Linked DNA regions of Mus musculus: region 1 is linked to region 2. The links are chromatin loops, found by intact Hi-C in ENCODE. Cell type or tissue: left cerebral cortex. All regions are shown on one strand. Links, peaks and the distances in the headings refer to the core of each region. The heading gives the core; the rest is flanking DNA. Region 1 overlaps Rere (arginine glutamic acid dipeptide (RE) repeats). Region 2 has its middle 9.4 kb from the start of Rere.

Region 1 (15,476 bases), core at 2,884-10,883, 330 kb after region 2:
AGACAGGAAAAGGGTTTTGTGTATCTTGTTAGATCTGGTTAGTATGGGTGAGCGCTAAGTAGAAATTAGAGTTTTTGCTTTTTTTTTTTTTTGTGTGTGTGTGTGTGTTCTGCTTGCATATAAGTCTGTACTATATGCATGCAGTGCCCATGGAGGCCAGAAGACAGTATCAGATCTCCTAGATAGAAAATTGTGAGATGCTAAGTGGTGTGTGTGGATGCTGGGACCTGAACTTAGGTTTTCTGGAAGAAAAGCCTGTGCTCTTAAATACTGAGCCATCTCTTTGATCCTTAAAAAGATAATTTAAAAGAATTATTATTCCAGCCTCTGGGGAGACCGGAAGTTGCAGGGTCTGAAGTTAGGGAACTCTGAAGAACCACTCTCTTTAGAAAGGAGATGGTCTAAAGGTACAGCTTAGTGGTAGAGCACATGCTTAGCATGTGAAGGCCCTAAACTCAGCTGCAGCACAAAGAGCAAATGTGTGAAATGGAAGGGAGTCCGGCCCTGTGTTGGAACTCAGGCTGCCCTAAAGCCAGCCTCCTAGCCCTGACCTCTGTCCCCTGCACCAAACCATTCTAACTGTGGTCAAGGAAACCAGGAATAACTCTTGACTTTTCTATTACATTTTGTTGGGTTTTATATCTTACAAAATTGTATATGGGTATTATGCCTTTTTTTTTTAACTTTAAAAAAATATGACATTCTGTAAGACAACGTGTGGTTTTAGGTTGTTTATTTAAGAGATGAGTTAGCATATTCTTCTTACTACCCATTCATTTTGTAACTATTTACTAAATAGCTACAGCATTACATAATTGTAATGCAGTGGTAGTAGGTGTGGCTATGCTCAGTGCTTCAAAAAACCAGGAAGTGCAGGGGAGGAAATGGTAGTTTGTCTTTGGTTTTATGGGGTTTTGGTAGGTTTTTTTTGTTTTGTTTTGTTTTTTGTTTGTTTGTTACTGGTTTGTTTTTTTGTTTTGTTTTTTGTTTTTTGAATAAAGCCCGTGTTCTCTAGTTACAGATGTCAGGTCTGTGACAGAGACAGTGTAAGTGACAGTGTGTGAAGCCAGGCCCTACTGGGCAGATTAGGAACCCTGCTCAGGTTCCACTCACATACTCCATGTAGCCTTGAACTCCAGATTTTATTATCTGCACCCACCAGGGACTGGGATTTGAAGCATGTGCCTGACATGACAGGACACTGGGAATTTCAAACAGAAAATGTAAGGGACACAGTATGGAAACTGTAATAGGCTGGGTTATAATGCCCGAGAGCAGTGGCTCTCAGCCTTCCTACTGCCCTTTGATACAGTTCCTCATTTTGTGATGACCCCTCCCCCACCATAAAATTATTTTTGTTTCTGTTTTGGAATTATAATTTTGCTACTGCTATATGTCATAATGTAAATATCTGTGGTTGAGAAAGAGTCATTCGACCTCCAGAGGGGTCACAACCCACAGGTTGAGAGCAGCAGCTCTAGAGTATCCCACATGACCACAAGAAATACTCATAGTTTGCCAATAGAAGTGTGTGTGCGTGTGTGTATGTGTAACTTTGGTGGTGGCTCACCCCTTTAATCCTGACACTTGGGAGGCAGAGGCAGGCGGATTTCTGAGTTCTAGGCCAGCCTGGTCTATAAAGTGAGTTCCAAGACAGCCAGGGCTATACAGAGAAACCCTGTCTCCAAAAAAAAAAAAAAAAGTAAAAAATAAAAATAAAAGGAAAGAAAAGAAAAGAAAAGTAGTTACAGGATGTTGCAAGTCCCCCAACATCAGTGTCCAGTCAACATCAGTGATAGTTCTTCACCGAACTTGCCCCAGAAACCCCTAGTAGCCAGCTGTAGACTGGTAGCTGTGTTTCTTGTTTTTGTTCTTAATCCTACTAAAACTCTGTTAATGTACATATCCTTCCTTTTTCTTATTTTGTGTGTGTGTGTGTGTGTGTGTGTGTGTGTGTGTGTGTGTGTGTGTGTTGGCTAGAGTCAAGCCCAGTACTTACTTGGTGAAGTCTGTGCCACTGCACTATATCCATCAAGAATTGACCCTCAGTTCTTCTGCTGATGAAATCAGAATGGAAGCAGGGTGGGCGGGGCAGCAGAGAGGCTGCTGGTGTGCATGGGCCTGCTAGTTCCTAGTGAGATGCTGAGCTGGGAGCTGGGCGTTTAGACTGTGTCCTTCCCAGGCACCATCACTAGCCCTGAGCTTTTTTTTAAAAACAAGTCTCACTGTGTAGCCCCAGCTGTCCTAGAACTAGCTATATAGATCAGGGTGGCCTCGAATAATGGCCTTACTCTATGGCTGTATGCGGTGCCTGTGGTTTGAGGTGAGTAAGAACAGAGGAAGAAAGTATATTTAAAGTTCATACTTCCCAGGTGAACTTAGTTCTGAATTTCTGGTCCTTTTGTTTGTTTGGGGTTTTTGATTTGTTTTAACTTTTGAGACAATGTTTCTGTGTATAGTACTGGCTGTCAACCACACCAATAAAGAAAGGCATCAATGTTGACCTCCGCTGACTGTGCAAGCAAGGGCCTCAGAGAGAGTTTAGAAGAGCAAGAAAAGGCACAGCCAGGGAAGCCTAGTGTTCTGTTACCAGATCATGGAAGGAAATTCTGGCTCAAGGTAGTTTTTTAATAGGTTAATGAGTGTAAATGAAAAACTATCATTTGCAGCAGAAGGTGCTGGTCTGAGCTGTGTTGAGTCTTGTTTGTCCATACTGGCTGAGATTCTGGCCTATAGTGTTAGCATTAGTTGTATGATGTGCTGACGTTCTTCCTGTGTATGCAGAATGGGCCTCATTGCGTCCTGCTCACAGCAGAACTGTCTGAGGCTTTGGAGACCTGTGTTTCAGTTGTACAGCTCCAGGTGAGAAAGGCTAAACAGTAATGAATAATAGTTTTTCTTCAGTCGTTCCCCAGTGGTGTACCACCACAGACACATGCATAGGTAAACATACCGTTTAACCAATCTAGTGCCTCAGATGGGAAGCCAGCCTCTTCATCTCTGTGGAGGCAGCTGTGGATAACACCCAGTTCTATGCATGTGATGTGGGAGCAGAGGCGAATCTGACATCACTGTGATGCCCACTCATGGGTGGTGGAGGCATTAACACTGCCTGGAGCAGAAACATAACTACTGTGGGTGCTTCTGGTCACAGCACTACCTATGAACTCATTTCGATTGGTTTTTACAGATAGCTGTATGGTCGTTCCACAGCCTGGTGCAGGCTCTGCAAGATGTGATGCTCAATCTCTGCTTTGAGGTTCTGGTCTGTCTTTTTACTCATCCTGTGGGCAGGAGTGGCTCAATGGTTAAGAGTACTGGCTGTCCTACATTACACAGGTTCAATTTCCAGCACCTTATGGTGGCTCACAGCCTCCTGTAACTCCAGTTCCAGGAGATTGGGCACTCAAGTTGTGTGCAAACATTTGAGCAGGCAAAACACCCACGAGCGTTTAACATTTAGGGGTGGAAGGACAGGTCAGAAGATCTAACAGTGAGAGGTCAGAAGGAGGTCAGAAGACCTAACAGTGAGAATAGGGATACTCTGCTTCAGGAAAATGGGCTGAGGGCCAAAGTGTCTTTAAGCCTGGGGTCAGTTTAGGGCTGATGCTTTTTTTGTTTTTCTGGTTTGGTTGTTGGTTGGTTGGTTGGTTGGTTGGTTTTGTTTTGTTTTGAGACAGGGTCTCATGTAGCCTAGCAGTTAGTGATAATGTCCTTGAACTCCTGATCCTGCTATCTGCCTTCTGGGTGTAAAGAGATTGTAAAGGCATCATACCTGACTTCTGACTCTGGTTTTATTCATTCAGCTTAAGACCCAATAGCATGAAGCCCAGGCCTGTGTGGTTTCTCATAGGTTGATTTAAAAACAAAACAGACAAGAGCATCAAGCACAGTGACTTCCCACTACAGGCCTTTGCCTGTACATGACTCATCCTCCCTCACTCCACACCGAAGGTCTTTGGGATGAAGAACCTGTTTCCATTGCTTACAGTGACCCTAACAGAACTAAGTGGGTTGAGGGACTGACTCTTATCTACTGCATAGATAATCAACGCCCCATGAAAGCTTAGTAAGCTTCAGTTTTGGTTCTCCTAGGGAATTTTCCATCTACTTATGTTTACTTCAGGTTACTCTTAAGTTCTGATCTCCAAAACTTAACTAGACCATTTTTGCAATTGTTGGAGAATTTACCTTTGCTTTGTATAGTCCCTGTGTGGTATTCCTCCTGTTTGCCGGACTCACACTAGTGAATGTTTACTGACCACCTTTTTAAAAATTATGTGGATGTGTGCATGCCCCTGTCCATTTATGTGCACCTGTTCTTGCAAAATGCCTGAAGAAGCCAGAGGATCTCGGGTCCCCTAGGACTGAAGGTGTAGCTCATCTGGTAAGTGGGAACCAAACCCACGTCCTTTGGAAGAGTAATAAGTGTTCTTAATTGATGAGTGATCTCCAGCCCTGTGAGCGTCTTCTCAAGTCGGGCATCTGCTGTTTAATGCTTGGGATCCTGAATCTAGAGTCTAGCAACATCCTTTGTGTTTGAGTTCAACGAGAAAAGAATCAGTCATTCATTTTCTTTCCACTAGACTCTTTGACTTGAGCCACCAAAGGATCCTACTGAGAGAGTGACCTTCATGGGAAGAGGCTAGCAGAAACTCTCCCTTCAAATCAGGAAAGATAGCAATGTCAGGCTGTAGGGTTGGCTAGCAGCAACCAGGAGGATGTGTTCCTGGAGCCTGGGGGCCGAAAGGCAGGATGTGTGGAGAAAGCCGTCAGCTGTGGATTTTTTTTTTTTTTTGTGAAGGAAGCATTCTAGAAGCCAGCTGTAGTGGATGTGGGGGATCCAAAGTCATAACAGATGTCAGAGTAGCATCTGGTGTTAGAACTAGTCCCCTGAAAGGTGGTGGGCTGTCAGAAGGTGCTGCTCTTCTTGACTTTGGTTTCCCCTCAAGAGAGTGATTGTTTCAAAGGGAGGTCTCTGTCCACAGGTTGGGAAAAACTGGTTCCAAAGAAGTCAGTAACTAGAACCTCTCTAGTTTTAAAGATCTTAAGTGAAAAGTTGGTGGGCTTTTTTTCCAGAGTTGTTTCTGGGATTTCAGGTTTGAGTGGGAAGAATGCAGAGCTCATCTGTCAGTGTCCTTCCTCCTGGTGGCTTTGTTCAAGCCCAAAGGAACCTTTCATTTATCATGGGCTGCGTGAAGAAACCACCTTCACCTCTCAGTCACCTGCACATGTGCATGGAGGAGTGGGGGGTCACAGTTTCTCCACAGAGCAGCTCTTCACACTCCTTTTGGCCACCCTCCCATGCCTACCAGGGTGTGTTGTGGCAAAGTGATTTCTCCCCAGAAGTGCTCTCAAGATTTTCATGTAAACCTTCAGCATGCTAATTTAAGTTTATAGCTTAATTATGAGGAAGGACCCTAGAGCTTTACAGTGTGTTTTAGCTGTCTGTAGTGCAGCTCTGGCTGTGTAACCAAGGCTGCCCTTGAACTCCTGATTGTCCTGCCTCCCTTGTCCTTGGGATAACACACATGCACTACTATGTCCCGTGTCATCTGGCAATTTTAAGATAAGAACTAAATGTCTAAGGAAGTTCTCAGTTTTCTGGGAAGCCAGCTTCTCCTAGCAGCTGCAGTAATTAATGGAGTCCCCAGAAATTGGCCATCAGTGTGTCCTGATAGTGTAGCAGCCTGCATGGAGGCAGAGTGCCAACCATACACTACTAGCTTTTTTGTGTAGGAGCCAGCTGGCCTGACAAGACCCTTGAGGAGACCTAGCCATGGACCAAATCTGTGATTAGAAAATCTATCTGGGGGCTGGTGAGATGGCTCAGTGGGTAAGAGCACCTGACTGCTCTTCAGAAGGTCCAGAGTTCAAATCCCAGCAACCACATGGTGGCTCACAACCATCCGTAAGTGTGAAGAGATCTGACTCCCTCTTCTGGAGTGTCTGAAGACAGCTACAATGTACTTACATATAATAATAAAAATAAATCTTTAAAAAAAAAGAAAAAAAAAGAAAATTTATCTGTATTTTTATGTTGTATTTTTTAAACTTGTGAAGTGCATGTTCATGTGAGTACACACACACACACCCCTGCCAGGATCGCAGAGCTATTTTGAGAGTGCTCACACAGTTGCTTGTCCTGGAACAGGGGCTGTGTTCCTTGCAGAATGTTTTCCCTGGCCACAGATGGATGAAGAAGAATCTGTTGATGTGATGGAGCTTAGCTTTCTAGGTGTGGAAGCTGGGGGGGGGGGGGGTCCTCCTTCCAGGTAAGCTGATTCTTTGGAACTCAGCACTGGGAAAGGTTCCAGGTAGAACTGGTTTTCCTGGGTCACTGGAGTAGTGAAGGGATCACACAGCGCATCTTGTGACTGCAGTAAGGTTTAGTGCCAGCTTGCAAAGAAGGTGGCCAGTTGGGTGAGGGTCAGTTACTGTGCTGTGTGCCCACATCCTTCTTCTTTGGCACCTTCTGCCCAGTCAATTGTTCCTCCTCTGCAGGTAGCCTGCTCTAGGAGCCCTGCTCACAGGCTGCAGGACTTGCTGGTTTCCCAGACCTCCTGTGTTTGTTCAGACCCCAGGACAAGGGGCTGAAGTGCATATTTTACATACCAAAGCAGGCCTGGCCTTCAAATTCTCCCAGCATCCCTCAGTCCCTACCTGGCAGTCCCCCAACCCTGAAATTTCCAGCCCAGGAACCAGGCTACCCTTCCCCCAGGCTCTTCCCTATATGATCAAACGTTTGGGTCTGCACATGTGCTTTCTCTTCCCCCTCCCTTTCTCCCTTCCTGTGGCCACCCCCTGGCCTCAGTCCTTGGGGCCAGTGAACATGCCCAAGAGCACCTTCCGAATAAACCTGCATTTAATACAATCTAATCTGGCTTGAATTGGCTCATTCCACTGGCAGAGAAATACTGTTATCACTCAAGTCTTCTCTTTGCAAAGCTAACCAGGAAGCCTGTCCTAGATTTATAGTCATCTACCCCCACCTGCTGTAACAAACCACCACAGACGGGGCTTCAAAAGCAAAAATTTATTTTGTAGTGGTTCCAGAGATTTGGAAACACAGGTGGTAGTAGTGTTGAGATACACACACACACAGAGCTAGGCCTCTCTTGTCTTGTAGCTGGCTGTCTCCTCAGGTGTCTGACCTAATATAAGAACACCAAGACTGGACACACACCACACACCTTTAATCCCAGCACTCTGGAATCAGAGGCAGGTGGATCTCTGAGTCCTAGGACAACCAGGCTATAAAAAACAACAAAGAAGGCTGGAGAGATGGCTCAGTGGTTAAGAGCACTGACTGCTTTTCCAGAGGTCCTGATTTCAATTCCCAGCAACCACATGGTGGCTCACAACCATCTGTAATGAGATCTGATGCCCTCTTCTGGTGTGTCTGAAGAGAGTGGCAGTGTACTCATATACATAAAATAAATAAATAAATCTTTAAAACAACAAAGAGTACCAGCCAGGCTGTATCACCCAAATGACCTCATTTACCTTGACCGCCTCTTTTTGTTATTGGATTCTGTTCCAAATAACAGCACACTCAAGGACAGTGGGGATCAGGACATAGAATGGATTTTGATGAACACAATTCAGCCCATGCACTTCTATCCTGGGATGCTTCAGGGTTCCAGGAGACAGCCACTCTGGCTACGAGCACACCCACACCTATGCTGGCTTATCTAAATTCTCATAAGATCTTTGCCTTAGCTAAAATCCCCAAATTTAGGTAAAAAGAGTTGAGGTGTTTGATGTCTCAGAGTGTGAAATTAGTTTTCCCTTTCCTCCCACCTCCTCTGTGTATGTGAACGTCTGTCTGTGTTTGTGTGTGAGTGCTCACATGAGTACTCTGTGTATGTGAACGTCTGTCTGTGTTTGTGTGTGAGTGCTCACATGAGTACTCTGTGTATGTGAATGTCTGTCTGTGTTGGTGTGAGTGCTCACATGAGTACTTTAAAGAGTAATCTTTGTTTCTGCTCATTTTATTAAATAAATGTAATACTATTACAAAAATTAAATACCCTTTCTTTCTCTTTCTTTCTTCCTTTCCTTTCTTCTTTCTTTGTAATGAAGAAGTCTGTCCTTTATTTGAACATTCAACTTGCAGAAATAGATTATACGTGATAATTTGCTATTGAGACCATTAAAAAAAACATAAAACACAAGAAACAGTGTTAGAATGCTTGTCCTCGTTTCCTGGCCATCATTATAATCTTCTACCCAAAAACCATGTTTCTCCTAACTCTCCTTTCTGAGCTCAAAAATGGATTTCCCTCCAGCCCCTGTCAGTCAGTTATCACCTCAGGGAAATGCCCAGGTAGAACTGAGGGTCCCTTAAAGCATCCTGCCGCACGCCACCCTCCGTTTTCATCTCTCGCCCAGCTCCTGTCATTAAATGTTACATTTCGGTGTATATTACCGGGTGGCCCTGAGTGATGTCACTTTGATGCTGTGCAAGGATAATAAGATTGCACATACAATGAAAGGCCAATAAATAGAAAGCTGTTTGTGAGGCGGAGAAGGACGGGCTAACGCATTACAGCCTTCCCTGTGCCTTTCTTCTCTGCTGCTACAAGTGTGGTTTCACTTCAAAAGCAGACAAACACAAAAGACCCATTAGCACAGGTGATATGGCGACAGAGCCAACAGCATGGCATCCTTCTTGCCCTGTTGCTGAACTCCAGTAAAATGAATTCAGGAAATAATAGAGTGTTCAGCTGGGGGAACAAAAACTGATGACAAGTGACTTCCTAGGGTTTGAGATGTCAACTGAGAAAACACAATTCCGGTATTGGTGTTATATCTAAAACGTTAACAGTCTTCATTTAAGCAAACAGCTCAGTAAAGCCAAAAATCAAAGCTGTCTGTACCCTTATGTGTGGGTTCTGTGGTACACCTTGCTGCTGTGTCAGAATTCCCAGTGAATCCCTGAGAAAGGAGCTTGGTGGCCTTCACATTTGGTAGAAACCCCTAGGTTCGTGCTGTGCTTTCAACAATTTGTTATATGGCCTTGGGCTCATTTTTAAGTATGTCGTTTATAAAGCTGCTACAGGAAAAAAAAGCTAAATTTATTTTTTTGGTTAGGTGGAAGAATCTTATATATGTTCGTAATCGATACTTGGCTTTTAGAAGACCTATTGGCAGAAGCAGTAACAAGGCACTGGACGCAGGGACACCCACCCCAGCAGTGGGCCGGCCTGCCTGTGCACTTGTTGCAGGGTTTTGGCTGTGAAGTCTTGGCTGGTCTAGAACTCTCTTAGTACACCATTTTGACAGTCCTCCTCCCTCTCCTCCCAGGTGTTGGGATGACAGTCATATACCACATCTTAAAGTCCACTTACTCAGGATTATTTCTTATTTTGTCTGAGGGAGGTACACGTATAGAAGTCAGAACTTGTGAGAGCCAGTTTTCTCCAACCACCATGGCTTAAGGGGTCTGTGGCTTGGACTGAAGGCCAAGGAAAAGCCAGTTGACCATAGTGTTTGGCACAAGCCAAGAGCTGGGAGAGGTGGAGAATAGGAGAAAGAAAAGGAGAAATCGGGAAGTGAGGAACTAGCTGGAACCTGGTTTGGAAAGGTGTCAGGTATGGTCAGGGCTTTGAGAAGACTGAGCTAGCCTCCAAAGAAGAGAGGGTCTACCAAGGAAAGGGCTACAGCTTCCAAGCTGTACTTTGTAGTAGAGATGTGAGGCCTGAGGTAGGATCACAGGCTGCTGAACCAGAAACCCAGACAGCAGAGGATTAGGAACTGAAAGGTAGCCTGGGCTATTTCCATTTCTTTGTGCTATATAAATGAAGTATAATAACTGGAAGAGGGGGTACATTTTTAACCTGTCAAATAAGGGATTTCTTTTCTTTTTCTTTCTCGTCTTTGCTCCTTCTTCCTTCTACTAGAAGGGTACCTGATTCAGAACCATCTCTTCGGGCTCTTACATCATTTTGGTAGACCAAGGCCAAGAGCACTTCCCTTGCATTTGTCTGTCGCAGAAGAGATGCTGAGGACAGGCTGTGCTAAGTCAGGAGTCTTCTGAGCCTCTTAAGTGCAGGAGGCTGTGATTGCAGAATGCTACTCTCTGTCCTGGAACTAAGAGCTCTGCCTGCCTCTGCCTTCTGCGTGCTGCCATTAAAGGCAAGAGCCATCATGCCTGGCAAGCTGATAGGACATTCTTAAGAGCTGGCTGCTCCCAAACATAGCTGCTCAGTGCTCAGCCTCTAACCTGAGTTTTCCCCAACATTGCTAGCTCTAGCTTGAATCAGACAGTGGAAGGAAGGACCTGCACAGGGGCTCTGTGCCAGGACACTTTACTACCAAGAAAAGATGGCACTCTAATTCCAGGGAAACCAGCAAGCCAAGCTAGGTTTCTTGAGTTGGAAGATTCCTGGAGCTCATCCAGGGGCTGCTTCCCCTTTCCAGGGATGGCTCATAGTGACCCCCCCCCCTTTCCAGGGATGGCTCATAGTGACCCCCCTTTCCAGGGATGGCTCATAGTGACCCCCCCTTTCCAGGGATGGCTCATAGTGACCCCTCCCCTTTCCAGGGATGGCTCATAGTGACCCCCCCCTTTCCAGGGATGGCTCATAGTGACCCCCCTTTTCCAGGGATGGCTCATAGTGACCCCCCTTTCCAGGGATGGCTCATAGTGACCCCCCCTTTCCAGGGATGGCTCATAGTGACCCCCCCTCCAAGCCCTCCCCATCCTCACACCTTGCCAGGGCCTTCTCCACTGTCTGGGTACAGGGGTTGGGAAAGGCTGATGCTCTCTCGCTCTCTCTTGCTCTCTGCCACCTATGTAGTTTGGATCTTGTTTTTAATTGTCTGCTGTAGGTGCAATGTCCCCTTGGGAAATAGCATGGAACCCTTGTTAAAGGTGGTGCAGAGCATGGACACATCTGTAATCCACAGATGAGGGACAAGTGTCAGTCCTGGCCCAGCTACGTGCTGAGATCCTTGGCAGGAGCAGATTCTGCAGTCATTCTCCATTCTTCCCGTGGGATTGGTTGGGAGTTATGAAGCTCCCCTGTAGAGCATTCTTTCAGCACAGTGTTGGCATTCTGAATTAACAAGAGTTTCATTTTAAATTCATATAAACATCTTCTACATTGGTTACTTAGCAGCCCTTTTTTCTATGTACCCATGTTAAAATATTTATCTTTCACATAGGAACAAATAATGCTATCTCCTTTTTTTAAATTTATTTATTTAATTTGGGGGGGGGCAGGAGGTAGTGGTGCACACCTTCAATACCAGCACTCAGGTGACAGAGATAGGCAGATCTCTAAGTTCAGGGCCATCTTGGTCTACATATTGAGTTCCAAGTCAGTAGGGGAGAGAGGCAGGTGGTAGTTGTTGTCATAGCAGCTCAATGTCTGGCTGGACCAGGCCAATACAGTTCCACATGAGAGCGGTTTCTTGTGGGGGTAAGGGGGAAAAGGGGTGGTGGAGACAAAGGGGAAAGAGGGAGCGAAGGTCAATATGGTCTGCCTTTTATTTAGGCTATAACATAACCACTCTCAGGTAAGGGTAGGAGATGAGCCAGATGGATGCTGGGAATGCATGGAGATTGCCATGGCAACAGATGCATGGGTCCCTGTTGACTCTGGGTGACGTCACTGTCATCACTGGATTCAGAGGTGGACTGTAACCCATGAAGCCGGTTCCAATACCAGCACACCTCCCTTTTCCTTATCGTAAAGAGAAAAACAAAGGGGAAAGGGGAAGAGGGGTATCCTATCTCTTAAACTGCTTCCTGCTGTCCAGGGGCATTGTCAATTTCAGGGTGTAGCTGACTTTCACCATCGGGGTCCACTTAGAAAATGTTCACATTAGGCTCCTCTGTGAACAGGGGCTGACAATCCTGTAACAGGAACTGATTAATAGTTTGGTTAGAAATTTTTTATATTTGCCGTTGAAGGAATGTAGAAACAAGATTAATGAGGCAGGGAGCGAATAATAACACCAAGAAGATGAAAAGGCATTATGAAAACGAGTATCCACTTCCATATATGGTGTTTGAAAATCCAGGAATTGGAGGCCTCACGTTCCTTAGTATGGTGCAAAAACAGTTGGCCTGTAGCTCTCACCTCTGTTGGAAAGTAGAAAGGGTTAGGTAGAAGAGGATAGGGGTCAGAGAGACTCGTGGGGGAGGGAGGATGGTCAGAGGGGTGTGTGTGTGTGTGTGTGTAAGAATAAATACACTTCAAAGTAATAATAAGTGCCTCACCTTTTCCTGCCCCTCACCAGCCTCCCAGAGGGTCCTGTCTGAGAAATTAGTGCCAAGCCAAGGCGTTAGAGAAGTACAAGGACAGGGCAGGGTGATGGGTCTCAACCCAGATCCATGCCCAATCTGGGGGCATGTCCTTAAGAGTGGGCCTTCAGAGGCCAAGCACACCTTTACTCTTGGCATTTGTAAGGCTGAGACAGGAGGATCTCTTGAGTTTGAAGCCAAAGGCTACATAGAACCTGTTTGGAAAAGAACGGGTGGAGCTTTGATGTGTTAGATGCTTCCAGTGCCTCCGCAGTCTATACTTCATTTCCCTGGGCCCCTCAGGACAGAGCAGACAGACACCTCATCTTTAAAAAAGAATCACCTTTTAATTGAGCAAGACAAGAGACTCATGTCTCAGCTTTACAGCAGCTGACAAAAATGAACAAATCCAACTCTGGAGTTCACCAAATGCCAGCTGATAAATGTCAACTGATAGACCAGCAAACCTGCTTGTAAGACACAGGGGGCAGGCAGGCAGGCAGGCAGGCTGGTGCTGGCCAGCCTCAGCCTTCAGCCTCCTTCCTCATTTGTCTGCTAGAGACATACCCATGACAGGATGGGACACAGCCTGCTGGTTTCGCCACAGCAGCAGAACTTGTGCCTGAAATGGCTTTAGACCAGGTCCAAGATGGGAGCAACTCCACCCCGCATCACTTCAACCAGGCTACACAGGCAGCTACACTGACACGCTATGCTTGTGTGAGTGAACTTGATAGACCAACCAAGCCCAACCAAGAAGGCTCTGAAGTCAAGTGGTGGGGAAGATGGGACCCTGGAGCTGTTTCCCACAGCTCTGGCTCTCTGTTAGTCTTTGCTGACCACTTAAGAGGAAGGCTTTCCCTAAGCTGCACACCCCCTCCCTACCTCCTGCCTTTGCTTCTGTGTATGGCCTGTATGGCACTCCCTTCCCCTTGTTTATCTTTTCACAGAAACATCATTAGAACCCAACAGTAGTCTCCCCCTCACCAACTACGTGTTGTATGAATATCCAGGGAGGACATCTCTATGGATTGGAGCCTTTGCCTGTGACCCAGCTTCCAGTTACAAAAAAAAAAAAAAGAGGGGACTGGGAAGGAGAGGGTGCTGTAACACAGGCCAGTAGGGTACCACACTGGGGCCTGTGGCTGACAATTGAAGAAGTGGCTTTGTCCTCTTCCCTCCCAACCCCCATCTTTTTTTCCCAGGCTCTGTATTGGATTAGCATCTCATGGTGTGTGTAGCTACAGCACCTGATGTCACATGAGTTGGCTGTGACACACTATTCTGAGATGAGGTGAGAGCATTGGGAACAAAATGATTATTATAGGCCATTCGTGTCAACAACATTTAGACCTCCGTGTTTGCTTGCAAGCAAAAGCAGGAGCTAATTTGCAAGGCTGCCTTTGTGGAGCTGCCTTTTGATCAATGATTGCCTGTGTTAATGTTTCAGTGAGCTATTGATTTCTGCAGCAGCTTTTGTTCCTGAATTTATGTGCAGCAGGTCTGCTGTGCACCATGCATGTTTGATTAAAGTGCAGTTGACTCCGTTCCCAGTGAGGCTGAGAGCTGCTTCACTCCCTATTTGTAGAACCAGAGCTTTCCCAACATGTTCTTTTGTTTGTACTCAAGACCTAGCCACCCATGCAGGCAGCAATATGCTGTTTCTAATCCTCCATGTTTAATCCCTCAGTGGCCATGGCAGTCTTTGAGAAGCAGCTGATAAAACCTGGCCTGGATTTATTATTGTTTTTATCAACTTAATTGACATATAATTGACATGTGTCATATGCTCTGTGTGGAGGGGTGTAAATGAATATACCCACATTCTAAGTATACAGTCAGTTAAGTTTTGACAAGTGTATACATCTGTGTAAATAACACCATTTATGTATAGGCCTTTGTATATTCTTCCTGGGTAATTACTTGGTTGGGTCCTCCGCAGGCACTCTCCTGACCCACCTGACAGCCCTCAGCAGCCACTGACCTCCTGTTCTCCCTGTAGCTTTCCTGGTCATTAACATTTCAGTGGGTACTTAAGAGTCCAACTGTAATTCCTCTAGCTAAACTTGCTTCCTTTTTCTTGTTTGGGGCCACTAAGAATAATGTTTCTGTGAATGTCTGTGTGAAAGTCTTTATGTGGGACCTGAGAGCTGCCTCCGCATGGTCCTGCTCTTCTAGAGGAGCGAGTTGGTTCCCAGCACCCACTGCATGCAGCAAACTACCTGTAACTCCAGCTCCAGGGAATTCTGTTCCCTCTTCTGGCCTTGGACATCCCCATACCATACACAGCAGGAATTTAAAAACTGAAGCCTTTGAGCACATTTTTGTTCTTTTGGATAAACAAGCAAGGCATAAAGTCTGTGGTCCTTGTTTAAGCAGGTAAAATCTGCAGGCGGTTTTTACAAAGTAGCCTTGACTGCCTGTGTTCCCACCAGCAACTTATAGTTGTGTAGGCCTTCTGCATTTTAAATTTATATTCTTTAATTTCCTCAGCCAGGGTTTCCACCTGGACTAGGTGGCTGGTCATCGTGACCCATGGTGCCCAGGTTTATTAATCTGCTCTGGGCGCTTTATTCTTCCATTACCGCTGTTGTAACTTGTTGAGGAAGCTTGCTGTGGCCTGCACTATTACACTTACCTTGAGGTCTCAGCTGTTAAAAGACAACAAGTTCAGGAGTCAGGTGGAGTGGATCAGCCTGGCTTCTGGAACCTTTTTACTATTTGCTGTCTAGCAATGGGCTGGTTTCTTACTGTCACTGATCTCTGAGGTCTCCTTTTCTAGTCTAGTTGTGCTGTCTTTTTATATTATTTAACTTACGTGTATTGGTGTTTTGCCTGCATGTATGTCTTTATGAAGGTTTCAGACAATTGTGAGCTGCCATGTAGGTACTGGGAATTGAACCCAGGTCCACGAGGAAGAGCAATCTGTGTGGTCTTACCCACTGAGCCATCTCTACAGCTCCTGTGCTGTCTTCTAAAACCATTCCAGACTCTTCCAAACATTCATGTTTAAAAAGTAGGGTGGAGTTGCCATGAGAGGCAGAGACAGGTAGATCTCTTGAGTTCAAGGCTAGACTGGTCTACAGAGAGAGTTCTGGGATAGCCAAGGCTACAAAGAAGAACCCTGTCTCAGAAAAAAAACAAAAACAAAAACCTGGGAGGTTCAGATGCTGCTTAGAAACGTTTTTGTTGGGGTCTGGAGAGATGGCTCAGTGGTTAA
Region 2 (15,476 bases), core at 4,370-12,369:
ATTGTGGTAGGCAGGCCTCTAGTAATGCGCTGCTCAGTGTGGGGACCGGACGGTTCTGTTGTCCTGTAATTAGGGCGCCATCTTGCAGTGAGCTTGGACTGTGATATTCTTTTATGAATCTCTCAGAGCTTTTGCCAGGTCAATGAGGCACCAGTGAAATGGTTTCTTTACAAAAAAAAAAAAAAAGACTTTATTTTTAGGAGCTGGAGAGCTGGCTCAGCAATTAAGAGCACTTACTGCTCTTGCAGAGGACCTTAGTTCAAACCCCGGCACTTACATGGCAGCTCACAGCCTTCTATAACGCCAGTTCTAGGAAACTGTCTCCCCCTTCTGGCATCCTAGGGAACTTCCAGGGCTGAGGCTGCAGTTTAGAAAAGAATGCTTAGCCAGCGTTTCCCCAGATCCCAGAACTCAAAAGGAAAGCCTCTCCTAACTGAGCCTCCAGCTCATTGTAGATTACTCTACCCTGGGCTGGGTCAAGCGGTGTTCCCGTGCAGGTCGGCCTCCACGCCTTCCCAGCTATGGTGAGCAGCTGGCCTGCAACCTCTCTTCTCTGGTAGATCCAAGACAAATGGCTAAATTTGAATTTGGCTTTTTTTTTTTTCTTTTCTTCCTGTTTGGGGAATTGTTTCTCAACTCCTTGTGTGCCACAACAAAACCAGGAAGTGGATCCATGATGGAAATTAAACCCCACTCATTTGGCTTTCTGGGTGGTATTTCCTTTTCTATTACAGCTATTAATCAATGGATCTGCTGTGTGGGTTGGTTTGTTGTTGTTGTTGCTATTGTTGTTTTGTTTTTTTCAACACAACCTCTAGTCATCTGGGAATCAAGAACACGGACTGAGAGAAAGCCTCCATCAAATTTTCTTTAGGCAAGTCTATGGGGGCGTTTTTCTTGATTTTTGATTGATGTGGGAAGGCCCAGCCCACTGTGGGCGGTGCTCCCTTCGGACTGTCTTGGGCTGTCTAAGAAGCAGGCTGAGCAAGCCATGGAGAACGAGCCAGTAAGCAATGTTCTTCCATGGCCTCTGCTTCAGCTCTTGCCACCAGGCTTCTGCCTAGAGCTCCTGCCCTGCCCTTTCTATATGATAGGCTGTAAGCTAAATAAACCCCTTCCTCCTCAAGTTGCTTTTGATTATGGCATTTTGTTACAACAATAGAAAACCCACAAAGACAGCTGAGGGTTGTAGCTCAGTAGCGGAACACTTGTCTAACATGCATAAGGTCCAAGCTGGTCCCCAGCTCACGATGTAGCTGAAGGGGACATCGAACTTCTCATCTTGTCTTCGTCTTCCAAGTCCTGGATGCCTACCCTGTGTGTGCATGCATGCACACTGTTTTGTGTGCAGTGCCGCCGGATGAGGTCAGAAGAGGCATCTCTCCACTGAGCCATCCCTTCAGCTACTCTCAGTCCCTTTTTTGAACTTTTAATTTAGAGACAGGGGGTCATCAAGTCACACTGGCCTTGAATGTGTGATACTCTTGCCTCAGCCTCCCTAGTGGCTAAGGTCTGGGCGGGGTGTTTACAATATAAAAATGAATGAATAAATACAGTTATTTCCCATAAAATGTGAGCATAGAAGTATACAGCGTAATCAAGAGAAGGCTTAAGGACCAGCCCGTGAGGTGGCTCTGCTTGCAAGCCTCTTGCATGGAAGCTATGCTCTAACAAGCTCACAGAGAACCCACACTGTCCTCCTAACTCCACACTGGAGCTGAGCTGTGGTTCCTGCATGAGTGTGCACACCACAGTAGTAATAAGTAGTTTTTTTTTTTTTTTAAGAGAGAGGAATAAAAGACTTGAGGAGAAATAAAACCCATCTTATTTGTATTCAAATGGGAGGGATCCAACAGAGAGAGAAAAAAGGAAAAAACCCAAACCAAACCAAACCTGCAGAGCCTGGAGAGGGAGGGTTTCTGAGCCATGTCCTTGAGTAATGAGAGGGGATGGGAGCGAATGAAGGAGCAGAGGGCTGGGTTTTGATGGAGCATAGATGATTCATCCCTAATTGCAAGCAGGAAGCCAGAGTGTGGATTTAGAGAAGGATGGATGGGTGGGGGCTGGAGGAGTCCGTGCAATTTCTCTGCTGATTGCGTCAATATTCACGACGAACTCGGAAAGAAATCCATCAACCGAGAGGGAGAGCAAACGGGAGGAAGCGTCGGGAGGGAGACTTGAGCGGAAAGCCGAGGTTGTGAAATAACTGGCTGGAAAATGAGGAAAGAAATTAGCCGGGAGAAGTGGTGTTGTGTGATTGCCAGGAGCCATTGTGGGCCCACTTGAGGTTTGTGGTCACGCATTTGAAAGTGAAGATGGTCAGCCTCATTTGGGTGACAGGTGCCGGTGCCTTCCAGGAGCAGTTGGAATTCTCATCAAGCTGTGGTGTGGCACGGGGAGTGTCAAGAGGAGGACATCGCTAAGGCGTGGACAAGGGAAGGAGCGCTGGGCAGACCGAGGGGTGTAAACGGCCATGGGGAGGAGGAGGAGGACAGCCATTATTGGAGTCATGGCTCTGGTTTGTTTTAGGAGGCTGAGACTCGTCCTCTACTGGAGAAAAACCTAAGCTGCGTGCACAGCATGCCTGGAGTCTTCAAGCACAGCAAATTCAAGGCCAGGCTGGTGCACATGAGGCCATGTTTTAAAGGGCGGGAAAGACAGTGCCTGTGCCTTTATCCCCAGTTTGATCTGCAGCTGGAATCAACATGGTGGAAAGAAAGAACCAACTGCCACAAGTTGTTCTCTGATTCCCTCTTGTGTGCCCTTTAGGCTCTCGATAAGCAAGCATGTCACACACACACACACACACATCACACTAATAAATAAGTGCCAAAATTACTATTTTTTATTAAAAAAAAAAAAAGAGGCTGGGGAACTGGCTCAGTGGGTAAAACTGCTTATCATGCAATCTGGAACAGTGAAAAGCTGGTTGAGGCTGGATATGGTGGTGCATGCCTTTAGTCCTGACGCCAGAGGAAGACCGAACTCTGTGAGTTTCAGGCCGGACTGATCTACATAAGGAGACTCTGTTTCAGCAAAATAAAATAAAACAAAACCTCTCGGGGAAAAAAACAAAAAAGAACAACAACAACAACCACAACCAAAAAAAACAAAACAAAACAAAACCCTCAAACCAAAATATAGATTCCAAGGCTAGGCACGCAGCGCAGTGGGAGAATGTGCGCCCCCTCCCCATTACCTCCACCCCCACCCCCATGCACACAGCACAGTGATAAGATGCTTGATCCCCATGAATGAAATCCTGGCTTCAACTTTCAGCACTGTAGTAGAACAAGGAACAGTATCTTAACATTCAGGAGTTGGAGAAAGATCAGAAGTTTAAGATCACCTTTAGCGCCAGGCAGTGGTGGCGCACGCCTTGGGAGGCTGAGGCAGGCGGATTTCTGAGTTCGAGGCCAGCCTGGTCTTCAAAGTGAGTTCCAGGACAGCCAGGGCTATACAGAGAAACCCTGTCAAAATCAAAAAAACAAAAAACAAAAAACAAAAAAACAAAAAAGAAAAAAAAAATCACCTTTTGCTACATAGTGGGTCCCATTGAGCGCCACCATGGCTGGCTCATAGGTACAACAGAGAGCAGTATGCTGTTGGGCCAGCACTCCAGCACTAAGCTACAGCCCCAGCTCCTCTAACTGTATTTTTTTGTTATTGAAAAGATTATTTTTATGTGTATAAATGTTTTTTTTTTTTCTGCCTGTACACACGCCCACTGTGTGCATACCTGGTGCTCTTGGAGGTTTAGAAGAGGTGTTGGCAGGCCCTGGAACTTAGCTGTGAGAACTCAAGTTGTCTGCAAGGGCAGCCAGTGCTCTTAACCACTGAGCCAGCTCTCCAGCCTCTGTAATTGTTGTTGTTGTAGTCGCTGTTATTTTGATGCAACAAACTGGCCGCAGATGCTCTTTCTAAGCGCACTACAGTTACTCATATTACCTAGGTCTACGGTTTGAACACGGCTTGTCCTCTTTGAAACTCTTGTGGAAATTTGGTCATCCAAGAGGTGGAGTTGTCAGGGGGTAATTAGGTCGTCAAGGAGGCTCAATGTCCTTGAAGAAGTGTGTAGTCCCAAGGGAGGAGATTACTAATAAGAAGCTGCTTCTCCGGCCCACACCCTTCCTTGCTGTGTTTTTTTCCATGATGACCTCTAAGCTCTCCCGACAAGTCCAGGCAGCATGAGCCTTTACCAGAGGCTGAGCAGATGCAGTATCATACTGGATTTCTGGACTCCAGAGCTGAGCACTGTAAACAAGCATGGCGGCCTCCCCTTCGTCCTTCTCTTCTCTTGCTTTGTACGTGCTGGTAATAGGCAAGCCAGAGCACAGCCTATCTCTAGTAGCATTATTTTCATCCGTGTGTGTGTGTGTGTGTGTGTGTACATGTGTGCGAGAGTGTGAGTGCATGTGTTTGCGTGCGACCGCGCGCACGCGGGCGAGAGTATACGTGTGCGCATGCGCGTTCGAGTGTGGTTGCGCATGTGCTCTAGCATGTGGGTGGAAGTCTAAGGACAAGCGCAGGTGATTATTCTCAGCTTCCACATTGAGAGAGGTTCTCATTAATGCTGCATAAGCCGAGCTAGCTGGCCTGAGAGCTCCACGGTATATTTTTGTCTCTGCCTCGCATCTCGGTGTAAGAGCTTTGCCATTACAGATGTGTGCTGCCACACCTTGCTTTGCATGGGTGCTGGGGATCTGAACTCCAATCCCCATGCTTGTGGTTTTGTGTGTAGGAAGCGCTTTTACCACTGAGCCATACCGCAACCACAAACCTCTATTCTTAATCTATGGCCCTATATCAAATATTCGTACAGCATCAGAGAAAGGAGCCATTCCTCCCCCACCCTGGCCTCCACGGGAAGCTGCCTTGCCTCTCTTTGTAGAAGCTGTTGCCCTGAGACAGTTTGGTTTTGTGTATATGACAGTCTTCAGTGACCAGGACAGGGCTGAGCTGATTTAGTTCCCCCCCCCCCCCCCCCCCCCGCTCAGGAATTTTAACTAGGAAATGCCCAAGTCATGAGGCATTTGGCCGAAGCCCCTGAAGCTGACAAGCCGCAAGCTACAGAAAAACCAGAGAAGCCAAGAGAAACCACATGAAAGGCACGGTTCAGAGGAAGTAGAGGCCATGAGAGAGGCTGTAGAGTGGAGGAGAGCTGTCTGGGGACAGGCCTGCTGGGGGAAGGTGAGCTAGTGTTAACGCAAGGGGCAGTGGGCTGTGTTCCTGCCCTTCCTGTGCCCCAGCTTCTAGTCTCTGCTTTTCCTGAGGCCAGAGTGTAGTTTCATCAGGCTCCACGAGGGAAGACGTGCATTGCAAATCTCTTACTTTTTAGTGTTGTTTATTTTGGGTGGAGGTACGTGTGTGCAGGGGCTCATGTATGGAGGTCAGAGAACAACCTGTGGGAATTGGCTCTCTCTGACGTATGGGTCCCGGGAACGAACAAAGGTCTTCAGACTTGCTAGTCAGCACATTTACCCACTTGCTATCTCCCCAGTCCTCTTTTCTCTTCAAAAATGATTTATTATCTTATTTATTTCCTTTACTGCTCCCTCCCCCCCGCTTTTTTCGAAACAGGGTTTCTCTGTGTAGCCCTGGCTGTCCTGGAACTCACTCTGTAGACCAGGCTGTCCTCGAACTCAGAAATCCACCTGCCTCTGCTTCCCAAGTGCTGGGATTAAAGGCGTGTGCCACCATTGCCTGGCGAACCCTCTTTTTTACTTAATATTTTCAGGGGCTGGAGAATAGCTCAGCAGTTGAGAGTGTGTCCTGCTCTTGCAGAGGACTCAGTGGTTGATTCCTAGTACCCATGTGGGGTTGGTAGCTTCAGCTCCAGAGGCTTCTAAGGGACCTGCCTGATCTCCAAGGAGACCCTCACTCATACAGACATGGATGCATATTTATGCTTAAAAATAAAAATGAGTTAAAATGGTATCATTACAGAGCCAGGTGTGGTGGTGCACACCACTTGGGTAGCAGAGGCAGGTAGATCTCTAAATTCAAGGCCAGCCTGATCTACAGATTAGAGGTATCTCAAAACACTGGTAAGTACATTTGTTATTATGTTTATTGATTTATTAGTGAGGCATGGCTGTGGCAATTGGAGGACAGCTGGCAGCACCTTGTGAGCTCAGGGGGTCGACCTCAGGTTGCTCAGCTTGGGGACAAGCATCTTTTACTTGCCGAGATGTCTAGGTAGCCCCTCCCCCGTTTTTTTTTTTTTTTTTTTTTTTTTTTTTTTTTGGTTTTCTTTTTGTTTTGTTTTTTTGAGACAGGGTTTCTCTGTATAGCTCTGGCTGTCCTGGAACTCACTCTGTAGACCAGGCTGGCCTCGAACTCAGAAATCCACCTGCCTCTGCCTCCCAAGTGCTGGGATCAAAGGCGTGCACCACCACCGCCCGGCACCCCTCCCCCATTTTAAGAGAGGCCCTTACTATAGACCAGGCTGGCTTTGAGCCTACAGAGATCCACCTACCTCTACCCCCCACATACTGGGATTAAAATCACGCACCATCATGCCCAGTCCAAACAAACAAACAAACAAACAAACAAACAAAATGGTAAAAAGAATTATTATTGGTGATGGGGAGGCCAGGGCAGCTTGGGTACCATGGAGCTTGTGGAGATTGATTCCCTGTGGGCTCAGTTCTCCTCTCTCAGCATAAGGTAGGTTCTATGGATTGAATTCAAGTTGCCTGGCTTATGCAGCAAGCACCTTTCCCCGCCTGCTGAGGCTTCTTGCTTGCTGTATTTATTTATTTTGAGTTAGGGTCTTGTGGAGTCCAGGCTGGTCAGGAGTTTACTAAGTAGCCGAGGATGACCTTGAACCACGGTGGAGCACTAGAGTACTACCATGCCTGGTACAGGAGTGCTGGTGACTGAACCCAGCGCTTTGTGTGTGCTGGGTAAGCACCCTACCAACTGAGCTATGTTTCCAGGCCAGCATCCTGGTGCTCTTAACTGCTAAGCCATCTCTCCACCTTCTGTATCTACCTTTTTTTTTCTTTTGGTTTTTCAAGACAGGGTTTCTCTGTGTAGCCCTGGCTGTCCTGGAACTCACTCTGTGGACCAGGCTGGCCTCGAACTCAGAAATCTGCCTGCCTCTGTCTCCCAAGTGCTGGGATTAAAGGCATGGGATTAAACTACCATAAAGAATAATAATTTTAGCCCCTAGAGTCCCCACTGCTCTGCCTGGTCACCTTGTACTTTCTACCAATCTCTTACTGTCTTTTCTGTACACTTGTGCCCCCCCCCCTTCCTGCAAGTAAGTCAATAAAACCTGTGCCAGTCATGATGGCACACACTTTAATCTTAGCACTCAGGAGGCGGAGGCAGGCAGATAGATCCCTATGAGCGTGAGGCCAGCCTGGTCTACAGAGAAACTTCCAGGACAGCCAGGGCTACATGTGTGACCTTGTCTCAAAAAAATAAAGCCCTATAGGATTCCATGTCTTCTTTGCCCTCCTCCGGCACCAGGCACACAGTGGCAGAGACACGCATAAAAGCCAAACACCTACACACATCAAATAAATACAATTAAAAAAAAATGTAAGGGACTGTCTGGCTGCGGGCTCGGGGTCGGAGCATTTGCCTAGAAGGTTTGGGGCTCTGAGTTCACTCTCCAGTACCTCATGCACACCGCTGATGTGACACAATCATCCTTGGGACTGAGCAGAATGGAGGAGACTGGCCTAGATTTGACCATCCTGGACATTACAGCTCTTGTCTGGCAAAGCTGAGTTTTGGTGTTCTTCCCACATCAGAGAGTTGTTCTGCCCTGTCAGGTATTCAGTTAACTTCTGGGTTCCTTAAACATGATTTTAGAAAATCCTGTTAAGGAGGGAAGGCCCGTAAAGGCCCCTAAAGGCCCCTTTGTCTTGTTTGTTTGGCTTTTAGAGAAAGTACAGTTTGTGCAGTTATGAGCACCAATTATCATGCCCCTGTTATCCCTAGAAAACAACACCTTCAACCCAAGCAATCTACAGGATAGGGGGAAAATATTTATCTTTAAATGCAGCTTCCCCGAGGGTGGAATTCTCCCCCTCCCTGGCTCACTCAGTTAACAGTGGACAGCTGTTTCTAACAGGAAGCGTGGAATCGCACAGCTCCCCGAAACGGCAGGAAGACAGAGGGAGGAGGGTTCCTAATTATCAAACTTGGATCGGGGCCAAGACAATGAACCTCCTTGTCTCCGCCCCTCAGTTCTTTCACAGGTCCTAGGAGACTCTTAATAACCACAAGTGGTCAGGTGGACTTAGGTCTCATCTAGAAGGCATCCTCGTGACTTGAGTCAATGTGACTCAGGAGGAGAGCATCAGGCCACCCCAGCTGAGCATGCTGGCAAACAGACCGTAAAATAAAATTCAGCAGAGTGAAAGGCTGAACTGGGAACCTCAGCTGCTCTGCACAATCAGACACATACAAACAAAGGAAAGGGGTGTCTCATGCCTCTTCTAAAAAACATTTTATTCTTAGTTTTTTTAAGATAGGTTCCTATGTAATCCTGTGCCAACCTTCCACTCACTATGGTGGCTGAACTAATAATCTCCTTGCCTCCAAGTGCTGGAATCACGTGCATGCTCCACCATGCCCAGCTTACACTTATGATTTTGTTTTATGTGTGTGTGTGTGTGTGTGTGTGTATGTGTGTGTCTCTGTGTGTATTTGCTCACATGCCATGTTGTGGCACGTTTAGTGTATGGAGGTCAAAGGGTCCCTGTGGACGTAGGATCTCTCAGCCTCTGGATCCCAGGGTGGGTGGTGGTGGTGGTGGTGTGGAACCCTATTCCTTGGGCTTGGTAGCAAGTGCCTTTAAGGAACCCTCTCCCTAGCCCACATCTTCCTTTAGAAAAGCAATCTTACCTTTACTGCAAGCAAGCACAAGGAGCACCCATCTTTCCCTTGCAGTGCAGGGCAGGGGCAGGCTTTCAGGAGTCAGTCACTTGTCTGGCTTGCAAGCCAGAGGGACTAGAGAGGAAGGAATCAGGTGAAACCCCATTGTGGCTACATAGACAGAAGGCAAGTGGGCAGCCCTTGCCCCTGTTTCTTTTCTTTCTTCCTTTCTTTCTTTTTTTTTTTTTTTTTTTTAAAGATTTATTTATTTATCATATGTAAGTACACTGTAGCTGTCTTCAGACACTCCAGAAGAGGGCATCAGATCTCTGTTACAGGTGGTTGTGAGCCACCATGTGGTTGCTGGGATTTGAACTTCAGACCTTTGGAAGAGCAGTCGGGTGCACTTACCCCCTGAGCCATCTCACCAGCCCCTCTTTCTTTCTTTCTTTCTTTCTTTCTTTCTTTCTTTCTTTTTTTTTTTTTTTTTTGAGACAGGGTTTCTCTGTATAGCCCTGGCTATCCTGGAACTCACTCTGTAGACCAGGCTGGCCTCGAACTCAGAAATCCGCCTGCCTCTGCCTCCCAAGTGCTGGGATCAAAGGCGTGCGCCACCAGTGCCCCTTGCTCCTGTTTCAACCTGAAAAAGTGCAACGGAGGTGAGGAAAGCACATTATCGGCTTGGGTTTTCACCAATTCCGTCGGAAAGGCCCAGAAACAAGCTCCAGTATGTTGCAAGGCTTGCCGCGGAGTCGCTCTAGTTCTGCTTAAGGCGTTTTAGGGGAAAATAATTTACATGTTCCAAAGCTTGAGTACTTCTGGAAGATTAGGAAGGCTAGTTACCAGCCATATGTTCAAAGAACTTGCATTCTTTCTTTCTTTTTTAATTATAAAAATTATCCATGCTTGAGATGAAAAGGAAGGGGAAAAAAAAAAAACGAACAGAGCAGATTCTAATGAAGTCAGAAGTCAGTCCTCGGTCTGCGCTCACCACGTGTTCATTCCGTGCCCAGTGGGCTCGTTGGAAACATTCTGTGAGGACATTCTGAAACATGGACAGACTTGTCCTTTCAGGTTTATTTTCCCTGGGTAGTGTGTGTAGCAGGCATATGTGGAGGTCAGAGGACAGACAACCTCAGTTTTCCACTCACCATGTGGGCTTTGGGTGTAAGACTTTTTTTTTTTTTTTTGGTTTTTCGAGACAGGGTTTCTCTGTGTTGCCTTGGCTGTCCTGGAACTCACTCTGTAGACCAGGCTGGCCTCAAACTCAGAAATCTGCCTGCCTCTGCCTCCCAAGTGCTGGGATTAAAGGCGTGCACCACCACGCCCCGCTTTGTGTGTGTGTGTGTGTGTGTGTGTGTGTGTGTGTGTGTAAGACTTAAAGTAAGCACCTTAACCCTTAACCATTTCATAGCCGGGAGTGAGCTGCACTCCTGCCCTTCCTACGGATGGATTCGAAACTTGCTCTTTTAAAAAATGCAAATAGAAGCCAGGCATGGGGACATATGCTGTGGGGACATATGCTGTTAGCCCCAATGCTTGGGAGGCAGAGGCAGGTATTTAGCTGTGTGTCTGAGCCTGTCCTGTTCTGAATGGCAAGATCCAGGCCAGCCAGGACTACAGAGTGAAATCTCTTCTCAACAAACAATTTTTTTTTTTAATTAAAAAAGGAAAGAAAGAAAGAAAGAAAGAGAGAGAGAGAGAAAGAAAGAAAGAAAGAAAGAAAGAAAGAAAAAGAGAAAGAAAGAAAGAAAAAGGAAAGGGGCTGGAGAGATGGCTCAGCAGTTTAAGAGCACTGACTGGCCGGGCGTGGTGGTGCACTCCTTTAATCCCAGCACTCAGGAGGCAGAGGCAGGCAGATTTCTGAGTTCGAGGCTAGCCTGGTCTACAAAGTAAGTTCCAGGACAGCCAGGGCTATACAGAGAAACCCTGTCTCGAAAAACAAAACAAAACAAACAAACAAACAAACAAAGCACTGACTGCTCTTCCAGAGGTCCTGAGTTCAATTCCCAGCATCCACAACCATCTGTAATGAGATCAGATGCCCTCTTCTGGTGTGCCTTCAGACACACAGCTCCTCGAGCATGGTGGTAATGTTGGGATCTCATGGCGGCAGGAGCTTGCAGCAGCGGCCTGAGCTGCACCCACAGTCGGGAAGCAGAGAGAGATGGACACATGGCTGGTGCTCACTTTCTCTGTTTTATTCAGTTCAGCATCCCAGAAGATGGGATGATTGATGCTGACCACACTTTGGGCGGGTCTTCCCACCACAGTGAGCCTAATTTCAATAATCCCTCACAGGCAAAGCCAGGTTTCCTCCTAAGTGGTACTAGGGAGGCAGGGTTGATCACCAGGACATCACTAACACTGCATCTCTTTCAAAGCTGATGCTAGATCCTGTCAAGTGGATGATCGGATACTGACCATCATTCTCCTCCCTCCCTCCCTCTCTCCCTCCCTCCCTCCCTCTCTCCCTCCCTCCCTCCCTCCTTCCTTCCTTCTAATTTAGACAGGGTTTCCACATGTTGGCCCAGGCTGGTCTTAAGTTTGTGATCCTCCTATCTTAGCCTCCTGAGTGCTGGTATTACAGGTGTGTGCTACCACATTCGGCTTAAAATAAATGTTAGTGTGCATTCAAAACGGTGGGTTTCGTTATATTTTCTCTTTAAGAAATTATTTAATTTTGCCCATATGTGTGTGTGTGTGTGCCGGAGTTTATGTATGTGTACTGCATTCATGCAGGAGCTCTTGGAGGTCAGAAGAGGGTGCTCAGTCTCCTGGAACTGGAGTTATAGGCTGTACCGAGCTGCCATGCATGTGCTGAGAACTGAACCCTGGTCTTCTGCCAAAGCACTAAGTGTCCTCAGATCCTGGGCCTCCTCTGGAGTCCCTCATTCCGGCGCCTTCTTTCTTTCTCTTAAGAATTCTTTCAGATATATTTATTTTTATGTACATGGGTGTTTTGCCTACACATAATATGTGCACCACAGATATACTAGTGTCCCTGAGACTCAGAAGAGGGCGTCAGATACCCTGGAATTTGAGTTATGGATGATTGTGAACTGTCATGTGGGTGCCGGTAACTGGACCCAGGTCCTTTGCAAGAATGGATGATCTTAGCCACTGAGCTATCTCTCTGCCTTCTCATCATGACCATTTCTTTTCTTTTGTTTTTTTTTTAAGCTTTTATTTATTTATTTTTTATATATATGACGAGTACACTGTATCTGTCTTCAGAGACACCAGAAGAAGGCATCAGATCCCATTACAGATGGTTGTGAGCCACCATGTGGTTGCTGGGATTTGAACTCAGGACCTCTGGAAGAGCAGTCAGTGCTCTTAACCGCTGAGCCATCTCTCCAGCCCTAATCATGACATTTTTATACACGTTTCCTGTCTTTTGATTATATTTACCCAGCCCTCATCATATCCCCTGCCTTCTCACGTTCTTCCTGCTGGTCCCTTTCTTTCTTCTAAATACTCTCCTTTCTATTTCCATGTCATCTGTCTGTGTGTCTGTATGTGTGTAGGATCACACCTCTGATTTGATTTCTATATGTACAAAAGTAAATTTAAAGAGATGACTCTTGCCCGGCGTGGTGGAGCATGCCTTTAATCCCAGCACTCAGGAGGCAGAGGCAGGTCGATTTCTGAGTTCGAGGCCAGCCTGGTCTACAAAGTGAGTTCCAGGATAGCCAGGGCTACACAGAGAAATGCTGACTCAATAACCCAAAAAAAAAAAAAAAAAAAAAAAAAAAAAGAAAGAAAGAAAAGAAAAGAGAAGAGAAGAAAAAAAGAAATGACTCTTAGAGAGATGGCTCAGTAGTTAAGAGCATCAGCTGCTCTCCCAGAGGGTCCAGGTTTGATTTCTGGCACCCACTCAGTGGCTCACTACTCTCTGTAACTCCAGTCTCAGGCAATTTGACAATGTTTTCCAGCCTCTGCAGGCACCAGGCATGCAAGTGGTCCACAGACATATGTGCAGACAAAACATCCGTACATACACAAATAAAACCAAAAAAAAAAAAAAACCATCTTTAAAAATCACTACCTAGGGATGTGCGATGGTCCTTTTTAGCTACACGGGGAGCTCAAAGCCAGCTTGGGCTAAGTGATTCCAATAACAACAACGATAATAACAACAGAGCTGGCATGTATTAAGGTTATAGAACTAACAAAAGTCTTTGATGTTTTTAGATTCAATAACAACAATCCTTCCCATTTTCTAAAGCTTGCTAACAAAAAAAATGAGGAAAAATGTTCTAATTTCACATAAAAAAAAAATCCCTACTAGATGTTTGACCTCTTTAACCTTCTGCAAATTATTTAACTTCCTTAAGTCCTAGTTCTTTGACCTTTAAAGTTAAAGTGATAATAACACACTTCATGGCTGTTGTCAGTACTGAGTGGGCAAAAGAACGTAACAGGCTGCACACGGCACTTGGGGCACAGTGAGCTTTCAATCATGGGTTCATAGTTGTTCTTATTAGAAAGGTTATTTCATTATCAGAGTCTGAGGTTCTAGGCAGGGAGTCTGTGCCATTTGGCTCTGTAGCTGGACCACAGTTCATGCATGGACCTGTTAAATAGACCTAGTTTGCTAATTTTATGTCCCTGTAGCATATTGTGCTTTATAATTATGTGGAATTTGGATACATCTACCTACATGCACATCTGTATTAATAAAAAAGGCCCAATTCCCTGCTCTTAGGAGGTGGAGGCGGGAGGATCATAACTTCAAGGTCTGTCTTCTGTGGGGTGGCTCAGGGAGTAAAATTCACTTGCTGTGCCAGACTGAGTTCAGATGGCGGCCTTAGGTAATTTTTTATTGTTGTGATAGCACATCTTATAGAAGAAAGAGTTTATTAGGCTGTGGCTTCAGAGGTTTAGAGTCCATCATGGTGGAGCAAAGGCAATCGGATAGGAACAGCTGAGAGGGTACACCTTGATCCACAGGTAGGAAGCAGAGATCGAGCACACTGGGAACTGAGAGAGACTTTTGAAACCTCAAAGCTCACCCTCAGTGACACACCTCCTCCAAGAAGACCACACCTCCTATCCTTCCCAAACTTTCAAACTGGGGACCAAGTATTCAAATATATGTGTCTCTGAGGGCCATTCTCATTCAAACCACCACATCCCTACAACCCAGGCAATAGCTGAGTTTGTCCTCTGATTTCCACATTTGTAGTATGTCATGCATGTACACATAAACACATGCATGCATATAAAAGGAGTAAATACTTATTTACTTATTGGATTTTTATTGAGACAGAGTCTCTCTTTAGGTGGCCCTGGCTATTCTGGAACTTATTATGTAGACCAGGGAGGGGCTTGATTTACAGAGATCCACCTGCCTGAGTGCAGCTTAGTTACTGAAAAATTCCTGGAAAATTTAGTCAGGTATAATAAAATTGGGCTGGAGAGATGGCGCGGTAGTTAAGAGCACTGACTGCTCTTCCAGAAGTCCTGAGTTCAATTCCCAGCAACCGCATGGTGGCTCACAACCATCTGTAATGGGATCTTGTGCACTCTTCTGATGTGTGTGTAAAGACAGCTCTGGTGTACTCATATAAGTAAAAAATAAATAATATTAAAAAATCATTAGCTATCTTCCTCATTTCTTTTTTAGCCATCATTAATTTAATTCATATTTTATTTATATATATGTTTGTGTTTCTTTTTTTTTTTTTTTTTTTTTTTTTTTTTAAAGATTTATTTATTTATTTATTGTAAGTACACTGTAGCTGTCCTCAGACACTCCAGAAGAGGGAGTCAGATCTCGTTACGGATGGTTGTGAGCCACCATGTGGTTGCTGGGATTTGAACTCCTGACCTTCGGAAGAACAGTCGGGTGCTCTTACCCACTGAGCCATCTCACCAGCCCCATGTTTGTGTTTCTTAATTTGTGTATGCACATATGTGTGCAGGTAATGCAGAGGCCAGAAGAGTGTGTCAGAGACCCAGCGGCTGACGTTGCTGCACTTGTGAGCTGCCCTGCATGGATGCTGGGAATTGCACTTCAGACCTCTGGGAGAGCAAGCAGCAAACATTATTAGACATCGAGCCAGCTCTTTATTCCCAAGTTCTCATTTTATTTGAAAGGGAAGAGTTTTTTCTTGTTGAAAGGTAGTAAGTGGTAAGGCTTAGTTGTGGGCCTTGGAGACTCAGCAGGTAAAAAGGCTCTTACTGCCAAGCTTAACTGCCTGAACTGCAAACCTGGAGTCCGTGGAGAGTGGACTAGAGAGACCCAAGACCCCCAAAAGCCTTCCTGGGATCACTGTAGCATGCATATACCCCTTATGAAGAAAAAAAATGTTAAATTAAAAAAAGACCCCATTTCCTTTCAGATCTCTTGGGCCGTACAGTTCAATGACATCTGCTAGTTGAAATTATTTTTAAAAGGAACTTTTGGATGTGGGAATTATAATCTGAATAGACACTCCAAAGAGAAAATTATCCCTCTATTTGAAATAGATGGGTGAATTATTTTAAGCCAAGCTCTATCCTTTAATTATTCTATTATATACAGACCTTAACTCCTCTGAGAAGAGTGTATGGTTTAAGGACACCAATAAGCATTTACAGAATATTAACAAACTAACAATAGGCTGATGATTCGCCCTGGACTCATGCCAGAG

Evidence for each region. Peaks named below come from ENCODE experiments on the same cell type or tissue, not always from the same donor. Only the 100,000 strongest peaks of a DNase experiment are listed, where the experiment ranks them.
Region 1: it touches region 2 in a loop (2.2-fold over the local background); 2 of 42 quality-filtered maps call a loop at or near these places.

What each region holds. Positions count from the first base shown.
Region 1 is chr4:150,593,178-150,608,653 of GRCm38, forward strand. The region is part of intron 12 of Rere (arginine glutamic acid dipeptide (RE) repeats); the gene reads left to right. Among named protein-coding and RNA genes, the nearest start is that of Slc45a1, 51 kb to the right of the region's middle. In left cerebral cortex, for the core only: a CTCF peak has its summit at 5,950 (motif pointing left); DNase peaks (open chromatin) are centred at 3,051, 5,749 and 6,086; H3K27ac peaks cover 57 bases.
Region 2 is chr4:150,264,733-150,280,208 of GRCm38, forward strand. No RefSeq gene overlaps it. Among named protein-coding and RNA genes, the nearest start is that of Rere, 9.4 kb to the right of the region's middle. In left cerebral cortex, for the core only: no CTCF peak of the experiment used is centred there; a DNase peak (open chromatin) is centred at 8,246.